3 separate regions of the Mus musculus genome follow, and regions 1 and 2 are each linked to region 3. A link is a loop called in an ENCODE intact Hi-C map of the cell type or tissue named here. Cell type or tissue: left cerebral cortex. All regions are shown on one strand.

What was found. Hi-C counts contacts between places; a loop is a spot of excess contacts. Peaks named below come from ENCODE experiments on the same cell type or tissue, not always from the same donor. Only the 100,000 strongest peaks of a DNase experiment are listed, where the experiment ranks them.
Region 1: it touches region 3 in a loop (4-fold over the local background); 2 of 42 quality-filtered maps call a loop at or near these places.
Region 2: a loop joins it to region 3, with 4 times the contacts of the local background. A loop is called at or near these places in 3 of 42 quality-filtered maps.

What each region holds. Positions count from the first base shown.
Region 1 is chr13:111,095,538-111,103,537 of GRCm38, forward strand. No RefSeq gene overlaps it. Among named protein-coding and RNA genes, the nearest start is that of 3110015C05Rik, 130 kb to the right of the region's middle. In left cerebral cortex, no CTCF peak of the experiment used is centred here; DNase peaks (open chromatin) are centred at 108, 745, 1,359, 2,012 and 6 more places; H3K27ac peaks cover 4,598 bases.
Region 2 is chr13:110,621,163-110,629,162 of GRCm38, forward strand. It overlaps Gm33045 (predicted gene, 33045), which reads left to right and starts at 6,083. Exons shown (of 6, transcript NR_167735.1): 1 at 6,083-6,287; 2 at 6,910-7,031; 3 at 7,950-8,000. In left cerebral cortex, no CTCF peak of the experiment used is centred here; DNase peaks (open chromatin) are centred at 3,265, 4,653, 5,672, 6,225 and 2 more places; H3K27ac peaks cover 4,344 bases.
Region 3 is chr13:111,389,828-111,397,827 of GRCm38, forward strand. No RefSeq gene overlaps it. Among named protein-coding and RNA genes, the nearest start is that of Gpbp1, 96 kb to the right of the region's middle. In left cerebral cortex, no CTCF peak of the experiment used is centred here; DNase peaks (open chromatin) are centred at 4,706, 5,307, 7,352 and 7,582; H3K27ac peaks cover 2,694 bases.

The DNA.
Region 1 (8,000 bases), 290 kb before region 3:
GCAGAGGAAATACAGGCAGGACGTGTTACTCTGTTAGTTAGTGCAATGCCAAACCTTGTGCAAATGTGGTCAGGGGCAACTGGGAACACATTCACACATTCACACATGAGAGTGCATGACTCACGCTAAGAGAGGCTTGATGGAGCTGCTTTGTGTGCCTGCTCCATCACTCCCTCTCTCCCCGCTCTCTCCCCACCCCTTTCTCTCTCCCTTCTCTTGACAAAATTTATCAAGCTCACCTGAGTTTGTTCTAGAGTCTCCAAGAGGGATGGGATTCCAACACCACCTAAAATGGCTCTTTCGAGAAGATCCCAACTCCCTCATGTTGGCACATAGTTCATTTTAAAACTATCTTCATTAATTTTTACTTTCTAGAAGGTAAATTTAAAATACAAAACAGGGAAAGTCATTTCTATACAAATTTTATAACTTTTTATAAAGTATTTTAGGCATATACATGTGATTTTTTATAAACATTAGTCAAAAACATCAAGCTAAGACATAAGTGTGTCTTAAAAGCTTGAAAGTCTGAGCGCTCAGAGGGGTCTTGCCAAGAACATGTTTTGCAGGGTGGTATTCCTCCCGGGACACTTGCAGCGCACAATATCCAGATTAAGAGCCTGGGGAAGACAGGCATCTACAGTTACAGGCTCCACACATAGCTCAGACTGATCAGGGCACCATTTGCACTATGGTCTATGTAAATTGCACGCCTAGGGCACACCTCCATAGACCACCCATGCAGTTCCCATGGCAACAGGGACAGATGGACAAGGATGCCCTTCTAAAAGTATCACATGGCAACTACTAAAAACAATTTAACATTTTATTCTCATAAATGTTTTCCAATTTTAAAAATTCCACATATGAACAGAGTTGTCTCGCTTCTTAACAGCAGAGGAGAATTTTTTACAGCTTTATAAAAGTATACTGATCTTTCTAAATTGGGGCATTTATATCACCCCTTCCAAGGCTCATGGAACATCATGGAATAAGGGTTGGGAAATATGTACAAACCAAGATGAGGGAGAGATGCAAAATGGTATCACCGGGATATGGCATGGCTGTTGTACCCATGAATATACTCCAGCTACGGTTATCTGCACAAGACCAGCACAAAACTGGGTCCCTGGACCCATGGATTGGGGAGGCGTCCACAGGGGACTATTGGCAATTAAGGATAGTTAACAGAAGAGATATCATTTTTGTCAGTGGTGTACTCACAGATAAATTGACCTTGCTAACCTGATAACATAATACCACCAACTCTTGTGCAGGAAACCCTTCTCAGCGGGCCACACAGGTCAGGAAAATAGACGAGGACCTGTTGAGAAGAGATCCTGTAGGAGATGGCGGGGGATGCGGGAGAAGGAGGGTAAAATCACTGGAGTTCATTATAGACATGCATAAAACTGTCAAACAAACATTCCGTTTTTAACTTGAGTGATTTCTGGATTGTTACATACTTCCTTAGAGGCAGAAAAAATAAGTGTCCCAGCATGTACTATGACAGTACCCAGACAGGCCCATGTCTCCCTTGAAGTCATAGACGTTTCATTCCAAATTTATTTTTACATATGTCAATTCTTATATCTTCTTTCTGTTATTCACATAGCACAGAAGCCTAGGGGACAATGAATTATTATTAGTTTGCTTAATTACAAGGTTAAAAGTAGAAGCTATTTTCAGCTCCCCTCATAGGTAAAACTTACCTATCCCTTCATATAATTTTTTTTTAAATCTTATTCAAGTGAAATTTTTATTGAAGGCTTGGAGTCCAGAGATACATTTCTAATTGTAATGTGTTTTAATCCCTAGGGTCTCCTATTAAAATGACAGGCTTTGACCTTGAATGCCTTTTGCTTTAGGATTCAATACTGCCCTGAACAAAACCCCACTCATACATTCTGAAAGGAATCATTTGTTCCAATCCCTATGGCACAGTAAAGAACAATGCCAGACAATGTGGCTTGCCCACATGATGAGGCTGCCCCTAAAATAGGAATCCCAGAATATCTGCTCATGAGACTGGCAGCTGGAAGCATCTCGGGCGCCTGGAGCTGTTAGAAATTCAGAAAAAAAAAATCTTTGCTTGCCTCTCCTCCCTAATTCTAAAAGTCTCAACAGCTACTTTGAGAGGTCATACTACTAGCTCAAGTATAACTCGTATACTGACAAGCTCGTGTAACTGTCTTTACTATCATTACATGCCAACGGTATAATTTTCAGAAGAAAGTTTAGGGGTTTGTGCTGCTCTCTCTGTCTCCTAGGCAATGCTGGTTCAAACCCCAACCTCTGATACATAGGCTTCTAATAGCATGTAGAAAAGAGTGACTTGGAAAATCACTTGAACATCTAGGATCTACAAGGAGATCACCACTTGCCACTTTCAGATTCAGATGAGACACAGAAGCTGACACTGGCCACCTGAAACCACAGCTCAAGTCTATCTCTCCTGAGCCCAGATGAACTTTCCATAGCTCACCCAAAGGAACCTCCAGCTCCCCAAGTAGCAAAAGCTGAAAAGTACAATCTGAATAGCCACAGTGAACGATGAAAGATCTGAGCTAGCTGTTCATGTGGTTTGTTTTGTCCTCTGTCTCTTCTCCTTGCACATCGAAAGTTGCTGATGAGATTCCCTAAATGTATCACTTGGTGAGTCTGTCAGCATCCAGCTTAAATGGAAGCACTGAGCCTCAGTCGCTGACTGTCCCACATTCCGACAAGTCTCTTCCACCAAAGACCCCTATCATGCTTGACAATAAACAACTATTCAACAGATGATGTGGTCCGGCTATCAGGCTCTAGAGTCTACTCCATGTTCCCACTGGACCCTGCCATAATTCCCACAATACCTATTTCACCACTGACAACTCTAATACAAGGTTCCCTCTGCATAGTGTCGAACAGGTAGGACTGACTGTCGCTACTACCTTACATCACTGACAGGGCTCCATCTTTGTGACTCCTGCTCAACCCTGGAAACCTCTACATCAAATCAGGTCACGTCCGAGCCCTTAGTATTCAATATGTTACCTCCCAAGCCCAAGGACGTCAAATAGATGCTTGGGATGCCCAAGATGATTTGTGCCTCTTTAGCGATGCAACACATGGTTGTTTGTCTTTGGTTTTGAAAAGTTTTTTTTTTTTCCCAGATAACATGCATGGCAAACTAAAGTACCACAAAAGAAGGGAGATAATACATTCTGGCCTTTAAAAAGCCTAGGAAGGCACACTTACAATAAATCATTCATTTATAGAAAAGCTCAGTCCTTGAAGATTTCTAAGTCTTATTGTTAAACACTTCTAAAGCCCATTAAAGGAAAGTGGCACACTAACCCCTCCCTATGCCATCCCATTCTCTCTCTACGTAATTGCTCAGTTGTTCACAAAGGCTGGGCAGGAACAAGGTGGTCTGTCATGCGAGCAGCCCACCACCCTATAGCACCAGATGCTTAAAGTACCAAATTTAAATCTTCACATACTTCTCACAGATAAGTACATCTGCCCCTGTACCACCATTCCCATGAAATAACCATACTTCATGAAATGGAACAGGGCTTGATATTTTGAGTTTCTGAAGAAGAAAAAAAAAAGAAGAAGAAGAAGTCTTAAGCAACTAGTAATCTAAGCACTTCCTAAGAATTTGACAATTTATTTCTGTACTGTAATTTGACCAGGTATGTTTTCATAGGACCCCACAGCTAAAGAAGACAAGAGATACCCAGTCATCTGTGATTAAAGGCCTGAGTTTCCTGCACCTTCCCTGTGTACATGTTTATATAAGAATGCATGCCCCAGTCTCACAGCTGAAGCCAGAAATAGCCTTTGCATTTCCACCTCTCCATGGTTGCCAGGCTGCAGGGCAATCCACCCACTTGTGCGTCATGCAGGCCGTAGTTCCTTAGGCATCGCTAACCAAGTTAGCGTCAGCATTTCGCTGGTGCCCTATGCTGCTAAGGGGCAGATCTGTAAAGAGAAAGGGGGAAGGGTGCAGCCCTCCCACATTAGGCTACACAGTACCAGCCTCCCATTCTTCCCTTGCCAGGGCTCCAGGCTGCTCAACACAGTTTTTCCTGCATATTACCTACTTCCTCATCTCACGTACAATGAGAAAAAGACAGACAGGACCCTAACTCTCAGGCCCAGAACAGAGTGAAAAGAAGAGGAAAAGAAATGCATTCTTGGGATTTGAAAGAAGAGGAAAAAACACCTATCTCTCTGTCTCAAGCTGATTCTTCACCCACCTCAGGTTTATTTCCTCGACAATCTTACCAGTCTTCCTACTATGGAGTTCTTGTAGTTCATGTACCTGACCATTGCCTTCACAAAAAACCTTCCAGAAGCACTTTTCAAACGAGAATAACTTACAGCTCTGAGTACTCAGAGCTGGATAAATTCAATCTTGTCAGCTTTAACTGAAAGGAGGAAGCAAGGCAGACCAGGGACCCTCCCACAGCAAATACAGCAAAAGCCAAGTGTTAAGTGCGATGAGGCTGTGCCCTGGAGGTATGAGAAATGATTATCCATGCGCTCATGACACCATTACACATAATGTTCTGTTATGACAAAACATGCTCAAAGCCCCAAACTACCATGTGCACTGGTTATAAAATACACTAGAATACAGTACTACCGTGCTTAGGAATCAATGGACTCCCAAAACTGAGGCTATCACTCAGTGCGTAAGAGAATTTGTTATGCCAATATAAGGATTTGAGTTTGAATCCACCACACCCACATAAAAAGCCAGGAACAGCTACTTGTGCCTGTAACACCAGCATTTGATGGTAGAGATAAGAGTGATGGTGTGAATAAAAACAGCCCCCAGATTTCCGGACCTGATAGTGCACGCCTTTAATCCTAGCACTCACTCGGGAGGCAGAGGCAGGTGGATTTCTGAGTTCGAGGCCAGCCTGGTCTACAAAGTGAGTTCAAGAAGAAGAAGGAGAAGGAGAAGGAGAAGGAGAAGGAGAGGGAGGGGGAGGGGGAGGGGGAGGGGGAGGGGGAGGAAGAGCCCCCAGAGGCTCATATAGACTTGAAAGCTTAGTCACTAGGGAGTGTCATTAGGAGGTAGGGCAGGGTTGGAGTGGGTGTGGCTTTGTTGGAGGAAGTGAGTCAGTGGGATTGGGCTTTGGCTGAAGGTTCAGTTTCCAATGCTCAAGCCAGGCCCAGGGTCTCTGTGTTCCTGCAGCCTACAGACCCAGAACTCACAGCTCATGCTCCAGCACCATACCTGCCATGTCCTGACATCTGCCCTGCTATGACAATAACAGACTAAACCTCTGAGCTCTTAGCCAGCCTCGTTTAAATTCTTTATTTTATAAGAGTTGTAGTGGTCATAGTGTCTCTTCACGGCGCTATCACTGACTAAGACAACGAGCAAGTTCTTAGAGCTTTCTGATCAGCTGAGATAACGTGCAAGTTTTGAGTTCAGTGAGAGACACCATCTCAAAAGAATATAACATAGAGTAATAGATGAAGACACTGGCTATCCTCTGGGCTCTATGGGTACAAAAGCATATGTACAAGTGTGTAAGCCCACAAGGTACATACTGGATATATATATCACAAAGACACACATGCACACACACAGAGACTCCTTTTGTTTTATTAAAAAGACTACTATTTTTAAATTTCTGAAATTTTATCGCTATATACTTGATGGTGAACTAAACTTTATTCTTTAGGGTGAGCATTCCATAAGACCATTTGCACTTGAAGGATATACTTGCCCACTTTTCTAAATCATTTTTGAATTATGTCTTTAAATTTTCCTTTTTTCCAGCTTCTGACTATTAAAATGTGGTACATTTACACAACGGAGTACTACTCAGCTATTAAAAAGAATTGATTTATGGAATTTCTAGGCAAATGGATGGACCTGGAGGGCATCATCCTGAGTGAGGTAACCCAATCACAAAAGAACTCAAATGATATGTACTCACTGATAAGTGGATATTAGCCCAGAAACTTAGAATAACCAAGATTTAAGATATAATTTGCAAAACACATGAAACTCAAGAAGAGTGAAGACCAAAGTGTGGACACTTTGCCCCTTCTTAGAATTGGGAACAAAATACCCATGGAAGGAGTTACAGAGACAAAGTTTGGAGCTGAGACGAAAGGATGGACTATCTAGAGACTGCCATACCTGGGGATCCATCCCATAATCAGTCTCCAAACACTGACACCATTGCATACACCAGCAAGATTTTGCTGAAAGGACCCTGATATAGCTGCCTCTTGTGAGACTATGCGGGGGCCCGGCAAACACAGAAGTGGATGCTCAAAGTCAGCTATTGGATGAATCACAGGGCCCCCAATGGAGGAGCTAGAGAAAGTACCCAAGGAGCTAAAGGGATCTGCAACCCTATAGGTGGAACAACAATATGAACTAACCAGTACCCTTTGAGCTCGTGTCTCTAGCTGCATATGTATCAGAAGATGGCCTAGTCAGCCATCAGTGGAAAGAGAGGCCCATTGGTCATGCAAACTTAATATGCCTCAGTATGGGGGAATGCCAGGGCCAAGAAGTGGGAGTGGGTGGGTAGGGGAGTTAGGAGGAGGGTTTGGGGGACTTTTGGGATAGCATTTGAAATGTAAATGAAGAAAATAACTAATTAAAAATAAATAAATTTAAATTTTTCCCTTTTTATTTCAAGCCCTCTTAATTCAAGTTCTATATATTATAAGCAAGATTAATCGATCTTGTAGATTTTTATTATTTCTCTGTTTTTGTACTATCTCCCAACACTGAATTGTCTGACTCACCACATTTTTTTAATGTAAAGGTGTTCTTTCCTATTACATACTACTTCTTATAATCTATTGCTCCTGTTCCATAGATACAATATCTTATTTTATGGATCTATAGGAAAACAGTAATTGAAAATTAAGGGTTTTTTCCTGTTTTCTTCCTACTTACATTCCAATACAGAGTCTCACAGCACAACCCAGGCTGTTCTTGGTCTCCTGGTGCTTCTGAATGCTGGGGTTCTATGTGGGCACCATTGTTTGGTTTGGTTTGTTTGCTTTGATGTTTTTGAGGTAGGATTACTCTTTCATTACTTACCACCTTGCTGTCAATATTTCAAGCTCTGGTTATCCAAGAGCCCGACACTGGCACCTTTTTTCAGGACTTTCTTCTGGTATCTTTTTGTTCACTTTATTCTTGGAGATTGGCAAGTTCTGAGTGAGTTGGCCTTGTTGCATATCACATGCTTCCTTGACCTCTTTCTTTACTTGGCTTCTTCCCCAACTTCATTATGCATCTGCAGTAAGAATGTTTCCTTTATAGTTTAAAATCATTCCATCTCAATTTCTAGACATACTGTCACTATAGTTGGTACTTAGGTAAATACATGGATATTTTGCAATACATGTTAAGAAATAATAGACTCTTTCAACAAAGGAGATAAAAAATAATTTTCTCTTTTATGTAGAGATTTGATATTGATGCAACAAAATGGACAGTGATTTGCTCAAGAGTTTCAAAAATTATGTAGTTCCAAAGACAAGATATCATAAATCTGTCAAAATCTAATTTGATAATACATAAAAATCAGAATAATGTATTAAGTAGAAATTTGACAGGCAGAAATAAATCCTGAAGTATTTAAATAACATTTAAAAAACTAAAATTCCTCCTTTCCTAAAAATGTCATAACATTAAACATTGTCAGATATATAATTTCCTAAATTTGAAATTTCTAAGTTTTTTTGTAAAATACACCCTCTTAAATTCTATGAATATTGTAACACACACACACACACTCCACCGGGAACTTAGACATTATCACCACTTTGGAACAAAATATTATAGTGGGGGAAAGTACCTGAGAATTCCAGTCTTGATTTACAGAAAACTTAAAAGGATACCAATAGTTATTCAGAACTTACTTGGTATAATTCCATGCTTTAAAAAAAAAATAAAATAAAAGTAAATTTAAAAAAAAAAAGGCTTATCACCTTAAGGCCTGGTGTGAGGAAAAACAATT
Region 2 (8,000 bases), 770 kb before region 3:
GTAAAATGGGATCTCATGAAGCCGAAGGGCAGCTGTCCATCAAAGGAAGCAGTCAGTCATGTGAAGAGGTACCCATAGAAAATGCTTGTTAACTATCTACCTGATGACGTTGTCTAAAATATATAAAGAACAAAAAACAACAGCAAAAACCCAAACAAACAAACAAATCACCAAGAAAGGAGCCAATTGAAAAAATGGGCTTTGAAATTGAACATAATATCCTCATAAGAAGGAATACAAAGAGTTAACAAATACATAAGGAATATTTAAGATCCTAACCCATTAGAGAAAGGCATATTAAGACCACTTTGTGATTCCATTTACCCCACTCAGAATGGCTGTCATTAGGAATACAAACGCTGGCATACATGAGAGGAAAGGAGAGCCCTTGTGGAAGTAGGAACTAGTGCAGCCAGTCTAGAAACCACTCTGGATGTTTCTAAAACAACAAGCTAGCACTAAATCTACCATATGCCCCAGCTCCTGGGCATGTACCCAACGACCTTTGTTTTAATAGAGATACTTGAACATCCATATTCACTGCTGCTCTCTTTACAATAGCTAGGGGATGGAATCAGCCTAGATGCCCAACATCTGGTGAATGGATAATTATAATACAGTACATATGCACAATGGAGTATTACTCAGCTGCAAGAAAAGTGAAATTTACAAGGAAAATGGATGGAACTGAAAAAAAAATCTGAATGAGGTCATGCAAATCCAGAAAGACAAATGCCACACCTTCCCTCTCATGAGGGTGCTTGATTCAGTTGTTTTGTTTTGTATGTTTAACATGGAGTACATATACAAACAGAGAGACTGGAAATGGTCCACTGATGGAGGTGCACCTAGGGAGGAGGGATACAATGGAGGTGAAATGAAAGCAGAGGGGCTAATACCTGGGGGCAGAAGGGTTCAAGCAGGAGGAGGAATGATGGGGATTGGAAAATGAGGGGCCAAGAGAAGCTTTTACCAAAACGTGTGCAGGAACAAGTGCCTTAGGAAGGCATTTGACCTTGCAATGCAAGTGAAAAAGACATAATAGCAGAACATATGTATCAACCTGACAAGGTAGGACCATTCAGAAAGAGAAAACTTCAACTAAGGAAATACCAGATGGACCTATGGGCAAATCTGTCAGGCATTGTTTTGATTAATGATTTTCTATTAGAAGGTTCATCCCAGAAGTGATTGTCTCAGTTTCTATTTCTTCTGTGACACACCCTGACCGCAAAGCAAGTTGTGGAGAAAGGGTTTATTGGGCCTACAGTACCACAGTATAGTCTATAAGTGAAGAACCAATGGCAGAAACTCAAGCAGAGAACTGGAGGCAGAAGCTGATGCAGAGGCCATGAATGGGTGCTGTTAACTGCCTTGCTCCCCATGGCTTGCTCAGCCTGCTTTATTATAGAACTTAGGACCACCAGCGCAGAGATGACCTTGCCCACAATGGGCTGAGCTCTCCCTTTAATCACTAATTAAGAAAATGCTCTATAGCCTGGCCCACAGCCCTCTCTTAGAGAGGAATTTTTCTTAACTAAGGTTCCCTCCTCTCAAACGACTGTGTTTTCTGTCAAGTTGACATACCTCTAGCCAGCACACTGATGATGCCAACCTTGGGTAGGTGGCCCTGAGTTGTACGAGAAAGCAAGCTGAACAGGTCATGAGAAGAAAGCCACCCACAAAGCAGCATTCCTCTATGACCTTGGCTTCAGTCCCTGCCTCCAGGTTCCAGCTATGAGTTTCTGATAAGACTTCCTTTGATGACTGTTATATGAAAGTATAGGAGAAATAAACCCTCCCACCCCCAAGTTGTTTTGATCATGGTGGTTTTATCACAGCACTAGGAACCCTAATGAAAACATCATATAATGTGAGAGAATAGGAAGAATGTATGGGGAACTAGTGACTTAAATAGGGATGAAAATGGGGGTAAGGGGTTGAGGTACAGGGAGTGGGGTTCCCTGAAGAGAGATGCTTTATGAGACTCACTAATTTGTCAGTTAATTCAGAAACATGACGCTGAACATGGGTGAATGATAGTGCTCCCAGAAACCACGGGCTATTACATGGAAATCTTAATACCAGGCAGATGTTATTCCTTATAAGTACACATCGGAGGTTCGAGGAGCTGTTTTCTTAGTTGTATCTGACACTTGCTCCAGAGGAGGGAGTAGGCTTGGTATATAAATATGGTCAAACCCATGGCCAGGGGAAGACCTTTTGATGCTATTATTCTAACTTCCTATGCTGTCCAACAGCTGTCTGTATGTTTGTGTCTGTATCTGCAAATTGATGCTGAGCCCAACCTGGATCAGAGAACTTCTTCTTGCAGAAAGTAGTGCATTGCTGATCTAAGTGCTGAGAAGGTGACCGTGAGTTTTCAGCTATAGATGGCACACCTACATCAACCCTCTCTCTGCAAGGGTTATGGAACAATAGCAAAGAAGGAATAGCAAGCATGTTGGGTGGGAAGTAATACTATAAAGTGCTCTCCTGTGGATATTACATTGCTCTTGACCATATGGACTCATGGCAGCTAGTGTTAGTCTCATAAGACCAGCCCAAGAGCAAGCTATTTAAAAATTCTGCCATGGAAAATGTGGGATTTTTGAATCCCTCCCCCTACCAAGGAGCTGCTGGCCGTGGGTGACTGCTGGAAGAAGGGGCATTCCATTTTCCTTAGGAGTGTGCCCACTGACAGTGTCCCCATGCCCTAGTAGATGACCCCATACACAGCACATGACACTAACTGGATTCCATAGGTTCAAAAGTAAGTTAGTCAAAAATTACAAGAGGGAGGCATGTAGTTTGGAAAGAAATCTGAAGTGGTGTCTGGGGTTGGGGAATTGGAAGAGATATAAGGGGTAGATATGATCAAGATACATTTTATACAACAATGGCATTAACAATTAATAAAGAAAAATAAGTTTTACGGGTGGTGGTGGAGGAAAGCAGGTGCTCTAAGGAATCAGGTACTGGAGATGAGCATTTTCACATTTCAGGAATCAGCTGATAAACCAGAGCTAGCTTCTGGCTCAGAGGGTGACAAACTGCATTAAAATAACCAAAGGAAGTGATGTTTCAGGACACACACACACACACACAGTGAAGGCAATAGAAAATATGAAAATGTGGTCCCCCGGTTGAGCACCACACAGAATCTCACAGTAAGTGGGATATTGATGCTAATTTTGTATCAGAAGATAAAGGAAATCTTTGTGGCTATTGCATCTCCCAAGGCTGGAGTTACACTTTACTGAGACGATGCTACTGGCCTTTTTTCTCAGAAGATGGGTCTATGGTAAGTGAGGTTATTGTGGGAAATCCAGGGGCATGACCTGCAATGACCCACTCCCACACAGACACTGCCAGTGAGACGTAGATACAGAAGCTGCATCCTCAGAGATGCTAGAATCTGTGATCTGTGAGTCCATGGTATTTCTATCCTCTCTGAGTTCTACTAGGTAGAAATGACTGGGAAATTCCACTCACTTTGAAAAGACTGGAGTCATTTTCTTGTTTTGGAAACAGAATTTTGCCATTATAATAAAGAATCCACTTACAATTACAAACAGTAACTGGTGAAAATTATCATAGTCAATATCATTGGAGTTAGAAGCTCATATGGGGTACTCACCGTAAGGTCATGAAGATGCTAGCTAGTCTTTGTAAATGAGTTTTACCTTTCATATTTGCTTGATTTTGAGGAATTGGCACCATCATCCTATTCTTTAATTAGACAAGATGAATCTCAGCCTCCCCAAGTACATTTGCTTTTCTTATATGCTCTTAAGTACCAAGTGAAGACACTGACTAGTTTATAGTGCTCCTAAGTACCAAGTGGAGACACTACCTAGTTCAGCTCACCCCCACTACCCTCACTGTGTACAGCAAAGACAGCCCAAAACAACAGCTAGAAAGCTCTGAATTAATTCCACACCACAACTTATCTCTTTTGTGTTTTTGTATTTACCAAATACCATTCTCAAAAAAATAATCGAACTCACTGAAAATCCTGTTTGCTGTTGTCGAGGCTGAAAATTGGTGACAGCAACTTCAGATACAATTGGGCAGGTTCCTACAAAATGGACTGTACCCATGCCAGAGATGCAGTTGTACATTTTTGTATTTATCCAAATGATTTTAAAATGGGTAGCCACCAAAAGCCTTCCCATGGGTGCTTGTAACAGTTTTAGTCATAGTTAACAATATATGGACACAATTAGAATATCCTGCAATCGGTGAATAGATAAATGTATATTAACCTAACAGTAGAGCATTGCTCATAACAAAGGGTAATTCTACCACAGCATGGATGATATTGCAAAGCAAAAGATGTCAGCCTACAAAGGCTGCACACCATGATTCTAGGTTCCAGGATTACAGAAAAACACAGTATAGAGATACCAAGACCGCACTGTATGAATTCCTCTTTGCCCTTATAATCAATATCAGACAAGGAGCAACTTAGAGAGCAAAGCTACATTTGGTTTCCAGGAAGAGAGTGCACTGTATTCATGGAAGCTTGGGGCGGAAGCATCCCCTGGGTGTGCCAGCAGGAATGTGAGGCTGCTTGCTCACATCTAAGAAGACAGAAAGGAACTCTGCACTAGCTGACTTTCTCCTTTCCCCTCTCTGTGCAGTCCCGAACCACAGCCTGTGGAATGGGTCCACCCACGTTTAGTGTGGATCCTATCCCCAAAGCTAATCCTCTCTGGAAACGCCCTTGGAGACACACCCAAAGACATTCCCGAGTCACACCCTAAATATTACTTAATCCAAACAAGTTGACCTTGAAGATTAACCATAGCACAGAAGTTAGAGGTGCACACTAGCAGGTGGAGTACTGGGGAGTCGGTGCCATGAAAGGTATTCTGTATGTTATCACAACAGTGTGCTCATGACGACGTATGTGAACAAAATCCTGTGGAACGAACCCCAATGGAAATGTCTTACTTACGCTAGTAATAACTGGTAGCAATGTTAATTTATTACTTAGAGCAAATGCTTCTCACTGATGCAAGATCATCGCAATAAAAGAAACCGTGTGAAGCAAAAGCTTTCAAATGTTTGTTTTTAAAAACAAGCATCTTCATACCTCAAGCCTTCTTTGTCAGAATGCATTGTGGGTGCCAGAGACACCTGATTATGTCATTGTCCCGGAGGCTTTAGCACATAATTTAGCATGGCCATCATCAGGCTAAGCAAGAGCCTGAGAGTGCTCACGTTGTCCAGCACACTGAACTGGAACGGGTATGAGATGCTGGGTCTCTGAGAAAAGAAGAGTGTGGCGTTGAGGGTGTGAATTTAACTCTTCACTTGTGCTGCTTTGGAAGGAAGGGGTTAAGGGTTTGCCTGGCTGTGGGAAGTTCCAAGAAGAAGGACAGCAGTGGGGGAGAGTCACAGAAGCAGAAGCAGAAGCAGATAAGATTTCTTAAGAGGTGACATTTCCTCCTCGGGAGCATCCTGGACTTTGCAGTTTCTTTGGAAGTGAGGGTCTTTCCTGCTGTCACTCTGAGCCTGACTGTCTCTTTCTGGGGCTCTTTTCTGGTTTCAGTTTGTCTCCAAGTAGGAAATGTTAACAGTCATTGCTGTGGGAATATCAACCTCATGTTTTTAATAGGACAAGTAGCCGATATTAGAGATATGGGTGAATGAAGGTATGCACTTGCATGGTGTTTGTGCTACCCAGAATACCTCAAGTTCAAGGCTGTTGTATCAGTCGGGGAGAAGACTGGGAAGATGGGTTCCTAGTAAACACTTGAGCACCACTCACAGGTCCACTGTTTATCTGTTCTCTCCAGCAAAGAGCAATCACCAACAGGTTCTTTTTAATACTAGTCTAGACGAGGTTTTGCAATGTTGCAGGTTCTTAATTGTAGTAATTACTGCCTGAGAACAATTAAGCAGTCACTACCAAACATTTCTATTGAGTGAATCTAGTGTCCTATTAATAAACAGTCATGAACTTATCTCTTTCTGGAAAAACCTCCCTAGCTGGTTCCCTACTACAGAAATCTCAAGCGGCGTTTGTTCCCACACATTCAGAGTTTGTAAAGCAGCTGTGTCCCCCTGAGCCAGACATGGTCCCCGTTCCTCTGAGGGCCAGAGGCAGGTTCTGCAGCTGCCTGCTGCCCTGACTATGTTCTTGTTACTAATTAAAGGTAGTGGCTGTGAATTCAGTGTGATACACAATAAGTATTCATCACGTAAGCCTGGGTGACCTGGATCTGCCTGCTGTGGATCCTGTTTCCCTCTGCCTGGCTCCTTTGCAAATTGCATCTGTAAGTATCTTTTCTCAGGGGAAGCAATTTCTAATCTTTAGATCAAAGCCAAGCGTGAAAGATAGCTTATCGTTTTTTTTTCAAATCATGAATTTCATATTCTAAATTATCATTTTATCTACAAACACCTACATCAGTGTTCTAGCCGGAACAGTATTTCTTTTCGTTCCTCTGTTCATTTGCTGGGCTGGATTTATTTTTTCGAGAGGGTTTCTTGTAAGCCGTATTCTCTTTCCTGCATCACATTGTGGAAACATAGGATGGCAAACTCAGCTGTCAATCAAAGTGCTCTCTGTTCTTAGTGAAGCTGAGTCAGTCCAGCCCTAGGAGGAAGCGTGTGAAGGAGGCTGTTAAATCTATTCATAGATGCGGAGATGTTCCAGCCGCGGTGAGAGGTTGCAAATGACGCATGAATGCACCAGCAGTGGTATGGAGGAGGAGGCTGCTGAGGAGGAGGGAGAGCAGAAGTGGGGGGTTGACGCAGGATCAGAGAATTATAGCAAGCTCGATGCCAGCCAAACCATTTCATTGCAAAGACACAATTACAAAGGCTCGTATGGACTGCATCTGTAGAGATGGCTGCTCTGACACATGTCCATGTCCTTTGTCTGAACTGTCATAGAGAGTGGTGGCCCTGAATACACTCCTTGTACGCATGTCCAAATGCTGCTGTGTCTTCAGAACCAGGACACCTGCAGTATTACCAACAGGTGCCAGTGACTTCTGGAAAACACATGACTGTAGGTAAGATGGAAAGGGGAAGACAGCCTCTGTCCATTCTGCTTGGACAGATAAACCAAGCCCCTGGTTCTAGATCAGAAGAGAAATAATACAGTCTGTGGCCTGAAAGAGATTGCAGCAGACTGTACTTTACAGAATTAATAAAAGGATTTGGGGGGTTGAGGATTCAATGCATTGCTGCCAGTAAATGGAATGTTACCATGGAAACTTTAGGGTTCTGTGTTATATAAGACTAACTCACCCCGGTTAGTGAATATGCATGAACATATGCAGGGATCCAAAAACAAATGCAAATTATCTTTCTATCATCCCTACCTATTATCAGCCATTTGAGAACCTACTGATGCCAGGGTGCTAGATATTGCTGTATATAAATGCTAATAGTTCTTATCTCTATGACCACTAGATTGCTAGGAGGGTCTGGGAGAAATGTGGCCTACATAGATGATGGAGAGTTGTTTTGCCAAGGGGATGACTGCTGGGTATCCCTCACTGAGTTTCTGTCAGTCAGGCCTATGTCATGAAAGGCAATATAACAGAATGGCCTCCAACAAGTGGAGTTTTAGTGGTGTCTCCCTCATGATCAGGATCTATTCAGGAAACCAAACATCCTCATCGGAGAATCAGACTAGATTTGATAACCTCTAAAGTCTCTTCCAAATTCAAAAGTTATAGCTTTATTTGTGAAGGTTCTTTTTTTAAATATAGATTTTATTTCATAATCAAATATAAGATAAAATATGCTATTTTAATATATAATTAAGTATATATTTAGATATATATTATATATTATAAATATATAATTAAAATATATAATTCAATATGATTAAATTAAATTTATATTTATATATATTAAAATATAAAATAAAATATAAAACTACTTCAGACATTTATAAAATACATTTTGGTCTTATTCCACAGCTTCATGGCCCTCACACTCTGCCTACAACCCTTCTTCTTCAGCCAATCTCT
Region 3 (8,000 bases):
TTTCCTTTTACCGATGGCTAGGTGACATTTACCTCTTTTCTCCTACAACTCGCTTCATGAACCACAATCTGAGTGATCCAAAATGCCCGAGTGCTTTGACAACAAGAAAAGGAGACTGCCTATCTATCCTTCCTGCTATGACTCTCTCCAGGCAATACACAGACAGACATGTAAGGGAACACAGGAACAATTCTTCTTCTCCAGGGGGTTGTGGGACCTTTCTGTTGCCATAGAAAGAACTCCATTGGAGTTCTTATCAAGGTTCCTTTGTGCTTACTTATGGGAGTTCCAAGCTGTATTTCTCTTATTGCAACTTAGAGAAACTCTTCACCAACTTTAAATGGAAAAAAGAAATGCAGAATCACTTGCTAAAGACAGCACTCAACTCCCTGGTCACCCAGCACTCAACTTCCTGGTCACCCAGCACTCAACACCCAGGTCACCCAGCACTCAACACCCAGGTCACCCAGCACTCAACTTCCTGGTCACCCAGCACTCAACACCCAGGTCACCCAGCACTCAACACCCAGGTCACCCAGCACTCAACACCTAGGTCACCCAGCACTCAACACCCAGGTCACCCAGCACTCAACTCCCAGGTCACCCAGTGCTCAACTCCCTGGTCACCCAGCGCTCAACACCCAGGTCACCCAGCACTCAACACCCAGGTCACCCAGCACTCAACTCCCAGGTCACCCAGTGCTCAACTCCCTGGTCACCCAGTGCTCAACACCCAGGTCACCCAGCGCTCAACACCCAGGTCACCCAGCACTCAATACCCAGGTCACCCAGCACTCAATACCCAGGTCACCCAGCACTCAACACCCAGGTCACCCAGCACTCAACTCCCAGGTCACCCAGCACTCAACTCCCTGGTCACCCAGCACTCAACTTCCTGGTCACCCAGCACTCAACTCCCAGGTCACCCAGCACTCAACTTCCTGGTCACCCAGCACTCAACTCCCAGGTCACCCAGCACTCAACACCCAGGTCACCCAGCACTCAACACCCAGGTCACCCAGCACTCAACTCCCTGGTCACCCAGTACTCAACTCCCTGGTCACCCAGCACTCAACTTCCTGGTCACCCAGCACTCAACTCCCAGGTCACCCAGCACTCAACTTCCTGGTCACCCAGCACTCAACTCCCAGGTCACCCAGCACTCAACACCCAGGTCACCCAGCACTCAACTCCCTGGTAACCCAGTGCTCCTCCCCATGGTCACCCAGTGCTCAAATTCCTGATCATCCACAGCACAAACTTCTTTGAGGTCTCACTAGCTGATAAGTCACTGTGGTGGAGGTGGGACAATGGAGCTCTCCAAAAGCTGTTTCTGATTAGTATGCTTGGCTCTAAAGCCAAACTCTTGACTTGAGGCAAGAAGCCAATTATTTCTAAGCAAGGTTGAATCTTGACCTTGAAAACATTCAGGGATTAGACTATTCAGTGAATCGGAAAAAAATGTTTTGGCTGGATTTGAGGTTTATTTTGTTTCTTTTTTTTCTTTTGAATAATTACCTTCTTCCTGCTAACCTTCAAACTCTAATACAATTTTTCATGTCATCCATATAAATGATCCTTCTCCAATGATTCAGGATAAGTTCTGAAAATGATTCTAATTCATACTTCTACCCTATGCCCAGGATACAAACACATAACAAAGAATAGTGCGCATCCTGGCACATGGAAGGTCTTAAATAGATTTTATCTAAATTGACCTCCTTAGTTTTATGCTTTGTGCTCTCCATTCTCTCACGTGGACCACACATTCAGCAAGTATCAGTACGTATCATACCTGTCTTGTGCTTCAATAACTGCAAGCTCGAAACCATGCCACTGATTTAAGCAAGTTCAGTAGTTAAAGGCATGGTGGCCCAATGCCTTTAATCTCAGATTCTGAAAGGCAGAGGCACATAGTTCAAGGCCAGCCTGTTCTACCTAGTACGTTCCAGGTCAGCTAGTCCTACACAGTGAGGTGATGTCTCAACAACAACAAAAAACAAAACTCAGCAGCTAAAGGCACCTGTCACCAATCCTAATGGCATGAGTTCCCTCTCCACAGCCCACACGGAAGAAGGAGAAAAGATTCTGCAAGGTATCCTCTAGTGCATGTGCATACACACACACACACACACACACACACACACACACACACACACGAGCATGCGCACACACAAGAGCATATGCTGAATAAACAAATGTACTTTAATGATTTTAAGAGCACTCTTCTAAAAGTTGGGAAGGCCAGGGTCAACGGGCTCCTGCCTGGCATGGGTCCTCCTGCTGCACCAACCCACAGCAAAAGGCAAGAGAACATGCAAGAGAAAGTGAGAGTAAAAGTCTGCACTCTCATCCTCCGGTCCTTCTAAAACCCACATCAGTCCATTCACGAAGACAGAGTCCTTGAGGCTGAAGCACTTCACAGAAGTCCCCCTTTCATGCTGCTGCTCTGGAGGTGACATTCCCAGTGCACAGGTTTTTTTGGGTTTTGGGGGGGCAGAGGGGTGAGGGGAATGTGGGGAAGCACATTCTAAATTGAGCATTAGGGATTATGACTATTATTTTTATGTTCTAAATCTCGCTATGAATTAGCAGTTATAAAGAGAGTTGTCAAAAGGTATATCCAGACATTGTCATCCTTGAAAGCACATGGTCATCGTTATACAAGGATGTACATATCCTTAGGCACGTCTGTCACTGTGGGGACTAGCTGCAGTTACAGATGGACATGGGAGTTCCCCTTCCGAAGCTGCTGCAGGAAAGCAGCTCAGCCTATCCTTGCACATCCATGACAGCAATTGCACTCACAGCAGCCGTGATATAGAGCAGATCAAGTGCCCATCAGCCCATCCTTGCACATCCATGACAGCAATAGCACTCACAGTAGCTTTGATACAGATCACATCAGGAGTCCAGCAACAGATGAGTGGATAAAGAAAACACAGTGTGTACACAAACCATGACGAGAAATGAGAGCATGATGTTTTCAAGAAAATAGATGCAACTGGTCATCTTTATGTCAGGAGAAAAAAACCCAGGCTCAGACAGGCAAACCCCATGTGTTTGCTTCTGTATGAAAAACCAAAAATTAAAAGTAATTGTGTGTGTATCTCGAAACTGAGAGGGGCTGTAAAAAGGAAGAGAAAGAGATCTTTAGGGAGGTAGGAGATAGGGTAAAGGAACATATTCGAAGAATACAACATAGGGCTGGAGAGATCGCTCAGCGGTTAAAAGTACTGACTGCTCTTCCGAAGGTCCTGGTTCAAATCCCAGCAACCACATGATAGCTCACAACCATCCTTAATGAGATCCGATGCCCTCTTCTGCTGTATCTAAATACAGCTACAGTGTACGTACATATAACAATAAATAAATCTTGGGGCCAGAGCAAGCAGGGCTGGAGCGAGCAAAGGTCCTGAGTTCAATTCCCAGCAATGACATGATGGCTCATATCCATCTGTACAGCTACAGTGTACTCATATACATGAAATAAATAGATAACTCTTAAACACACACACAAAGACGACAGCATGGTCTAACTGTGGAAAGAAAAGAAATGAGCTGGGGGGGAGGGGCAGTGTGGGGCCAGGGAATAGGAGGGCGTAGGGGAGTTGAACAAAAGAAGAAAAAACGTATATCACATATACAAAAGTACCATAAGGATGGGCTGACCAGCTCAGCTCCCTCCCAGGCCCAGCTCCTGGGCTCTGAGATTGGCCTGCCCACCCCAACATCTACCAATGAACTGCTGGAGTGCATGAAGGAGCAGGTCCTACATATGCAAAAATAAGCATCTCCATGACACAGGGCAACATCAGGATGCCTGAGAGAAGTCTCCGTGAGGATCCAGTATTCACAGAGTCGCAGAAGCCAGAGGCCTCCGACCTGAGCCAGGAGTCATTGCAATGAACATTCACAAGCAAAGAAGCAGGCTGAAGGGTACACCATGGGACACACTGTGACACAATAGAGATTTTTTTTCCTCTGTTGCGGGGAGGTTGCAAGGGTGGGCGGCAGGTACGAGGGGAGGGGGTGGTGAATGGGACTGGGTGGCATGATAGGACATTCACAAAGAAACCAACAAAAGGATAAAATGGACAGAATTGCCCTATGGCAGAGCCAGCGGAAGGACTGAAGGAGCTGAAGGGGGTGGCAACCGCATAGGAAGAACAACAGTGTTAACTAACCTGGACCCCTGGGACTGAGCCACCAACCAAACGCTATACACAGGCTGGTCTGAGTTCTCCAGCACATATGTAGCACAGGCTACTTTGTCTGGCCTCAGTGGGAGAAGATGCCCTTAATCCTGTAGAGACTTGATCCCCAGGCAAGGGGGAAGGGAGCACCCTCTCAGAGGCAAAGGAGAGGGAAGATGGGGCAAGAAATCTGTAAAGAGGGCGGGGGGGGGGGGCGGCAACATTTAGGGATATAAAAAATGAATAAGGAAAAGAGAAAAGAAAATTCGATAATGAGCCCATTACTTTGTATGCTAACCTGAAAAGATTAATTTTAAAAATTCCCTTTAACTAAGGCCTACCATGAAGCCATGACTATCTGTGACAGAAGCAACTGGAAGACTGGCGCTTTCCCAGGACTGTGGCTTGGGTGACAAGAGAGAAATCTGTGGGACACTCTGTAAATGGGGTGTGAAACCAGGATATGAACTACCCAGGAGTCACCTCCTTCTCACACATGAGCAAGTACAGCCTCCTTGCCTTCTCGCTCACCCGCTCGCCCGCTCGCTCACTCACTGCCTCCCTCACCACTTCCCTGGCAGCCAGTGAGGTGTTTTCATTCCAATGGGGCTTTTCCAGAGCCAGGAGCTCTGAAGCTGTGGAGCATCAGCAACGGGAACTGAGCAGCCAGCATCCAGGGCGCCTGAACTGGAGATCACCTTGGAGAGCCAGCCCTACCTCATCCTTGGAGCAAGCTGGCTTGGAGTGGACCTTGAACCTGGCTCTGCCTGCTTCAGAGCTGGGGTGTAAGCATACAGACCACTACATACAATCTAGCAGTCTGCAGGAAAAGCTGGCAGGTGGAATTTCATGCCTAAGTAAGTGGAAAGAACTGAGGTTGTAGTGGTCTTTTGGGGTTTTTTTTCCCCCGTTTTATCTGATGTGCTATTTCTTTTTAATCCACTTCTTCTAACATCCTGTTGGGCCTACGCTGCCTCTTATATATTTGGGGTTGGGGAGGAGGGACAGGAAGGGAGGCTGCAGGGAAGATTGTGATGGATCTGAACAGGAAATGTCTTTTTGACAAATGAAGGCTCTCTTCCCTTGCCTAGTTCTGAAACGCCTCTGGCTTGAAAGTTCTCCATATGCTCATAGCTGTTATTTAGGTACACCACGCAATTTCTAAACAAAGAGCTCCATTCTTGGCCCCCACTTACACAGCCTGCAACAGCAAGGCAATGTTCCACTGGAGAAATACAGGAGATCTAGGGCTGAGTGAGACCACAGGTCACAGAATAAAACGTGATTGGCAATGACAATAGGACGGTGTGGGTAGTCAGGGCCAATCAGCCTGCCCGAGAAGAAGCTTCTACCTGTTTCCAGAAAGTTCCAACATTCCCATGGGTGTTGCTTAGCTAGGCTTGCTATAACAAAGCACCCTAGACTGGGTGGCTTAAAGAGCAGGAAGGTAGCCTCACACTTTTGAGACTAAAGGGCTAAGACCAAGGTCTTAGCAAGGTTAATTCCTTCTGAGACTTTGTGAATCGGTCCTGTCTCTCTTCTGGATTCTGGTGGTTTTCTACCCATTGCTATTGACCCCCCGGGCTATCACCTTGAAATCCACATTTGTATCCATATACTGCCCTCCCCACGGGCATGGCCTATGACCACATTTCCCTTTCCATCCGCACACTGTGCAGCATGCACACACACAAACACACAAACCTCACTCGATTAGAGGTAAGCAGCCAGTGTTGGTAGATCTCTTCAGCCAGGTTCCAGAGAGAGGATCCATTCCTCTGTCTGAGCCTCTGAAGGAGGATTCCACAAGCCAAAGGGTGGAAAAGCGAGCTCACCTCCTAACCCCTTCCAACTCCTGATCCCGTCCACCTCCCCTCACCCCCTCACCCCCCCACCCCACCCCCCACCCCCAACTCCCATGCCATTCTAACCCTGGATGAATCCAGGCTCTTTTCAGCTCCCACCAGAATCACTTCAATTCAGTTTAAAATCAGGGAAACTACACCACAGGTTCTCAGCCTGTGGGTTGTGACCTCTTAGGACTTGACAGACCCTCTCACAGGAGAAGCCTAAGACCATCGGGGAAACACATTATATGATGCATAACAGTAACAAAATTACAGTTATAAAGTAGCAGTGAAAATAATTTTGTGGTTATGAGGTCACCACAACATGAGAAATATATTAAAGGTTGAGAACCGCCGAACTACAGGGCTTTTCTTCAGACGTGCCAGCTCTCTGCTCCAGAAAATTCTGATTTGACCCAATTTGGACTCACTATCCCAAAAATCATACCTACTCCAATAGAAGGAAAAGCTTGTGGTCAGCTCAGGGGTAGCCTAAGAAAAGCCAGTGGACACTTTTTCTGGGACACATGGGGCCCTCAAAAAGGTCAGGCCTTAAAAGGACAAAATCCTTTGTAACTGAGGGTGAAAATCAGCTCTGGAACACTGGGGCTTTGACACACGCACACTGGCTTTCGGGTACCTGCTCCCTATAGCAAAAGCTGCTACATTTACAACCCAATTCATGAAGGCTAAGCTTCCCACTTAAGGCGGCAGGTGTTTATTGGCAAATAAAATACCCAGCATCCACCTGAAACTGTCCCATATGTCCTTTGCGGGTATTAAGCCATTAAAATCCGGTAGCTGGTGAGATGGCTCAGAGGTTAAAAGCACTGACTGCTCCTTCCAGGGGTCCTGAGTTCAATTCCCAGCAACCACATGGTGGCTCACAGCCATCTGTAATGGGATCCGAAGCTCTCTTCTGGTGTGTCTGATGGCAGCTAGCATGTACTCATATAAATAAATAAACCTTTTAAAAATCAAATATTTAAATATTTGAAATCCACACAGCCGCTTGAAGCAGGTACAAGTATTCCCTCATTTTAGCAAGGAACATGGTGCACAAAGGCCAAGCAGCCCCCCTGAGCACACCCAACCTGTGAGTGCTGGAGCCTAGGTCTGAACTTTTGACATTAATAGTCTAGGTGCTGAACTGCTGCAATGGAGGACTAATGTAACTTTTAAGGAGTTGACAGAGCAAAACGTAGACGGAAATAACCGGAAGCTACAGCTGAACCGGAACCTGCTTGACTGTGCCACAGTAGCTGCATTTGAGAATGCGCTTTCTCCCACTCAACAAGCCTAGCCAGAGAATAAACAAAACTGTGTCCCCTGCCAGCCCTGCAGCATAGTGTGAACCGAAAAGGGGAGGCAGGGTGGGAGTGGGGAGTGGGGGTGGGGAAGGTGTGCCTGCTCCTATCAGGACAGCAATCTCTGGAGCTGCAGGCTGGGCTGTAATGTCCCCTAAGAGTCTTCCCTCTTTGCTTGCTCTTCCGTAAATGCAAATTCTAAAATGGCAAACAAACAAAAACCTGGCCCAGTTTCTACTTAAGAGTGTGATTTCCACCTGTGGGAAGAAGAGTGCTGCCTAAGCCTCCCACACTTCCGTGCGCAGCTGTCACAGACCTTGACAGCCTCACCTCAGAGCCGGGAGGATGCTGGGACTGGCTTCTTTGTTTTTGAGTCAGTTCTTAACTCTTGGGAAGAGAGTTGACCATCATCCCCTTGGAAAGCACTCAGAAGCCCTCCCCCTCTTTAAACCAATCTGGACTACAGCATCTGTCAGTTTCACCCCCAAGGTTACTGCTGCTCTGCAAATGCAGGGGTCAGAGTGACTACAGCTGCGCACTAAGTTAAGCTTAACAGCCTTGTTTACTCTAGCAGGTTCCTGGTAAACAGTGCTGGGGCTGGAGAGGCTTGTCCTGTTTACATTAGCATGACAGATCCTAGTTGGGGGTCC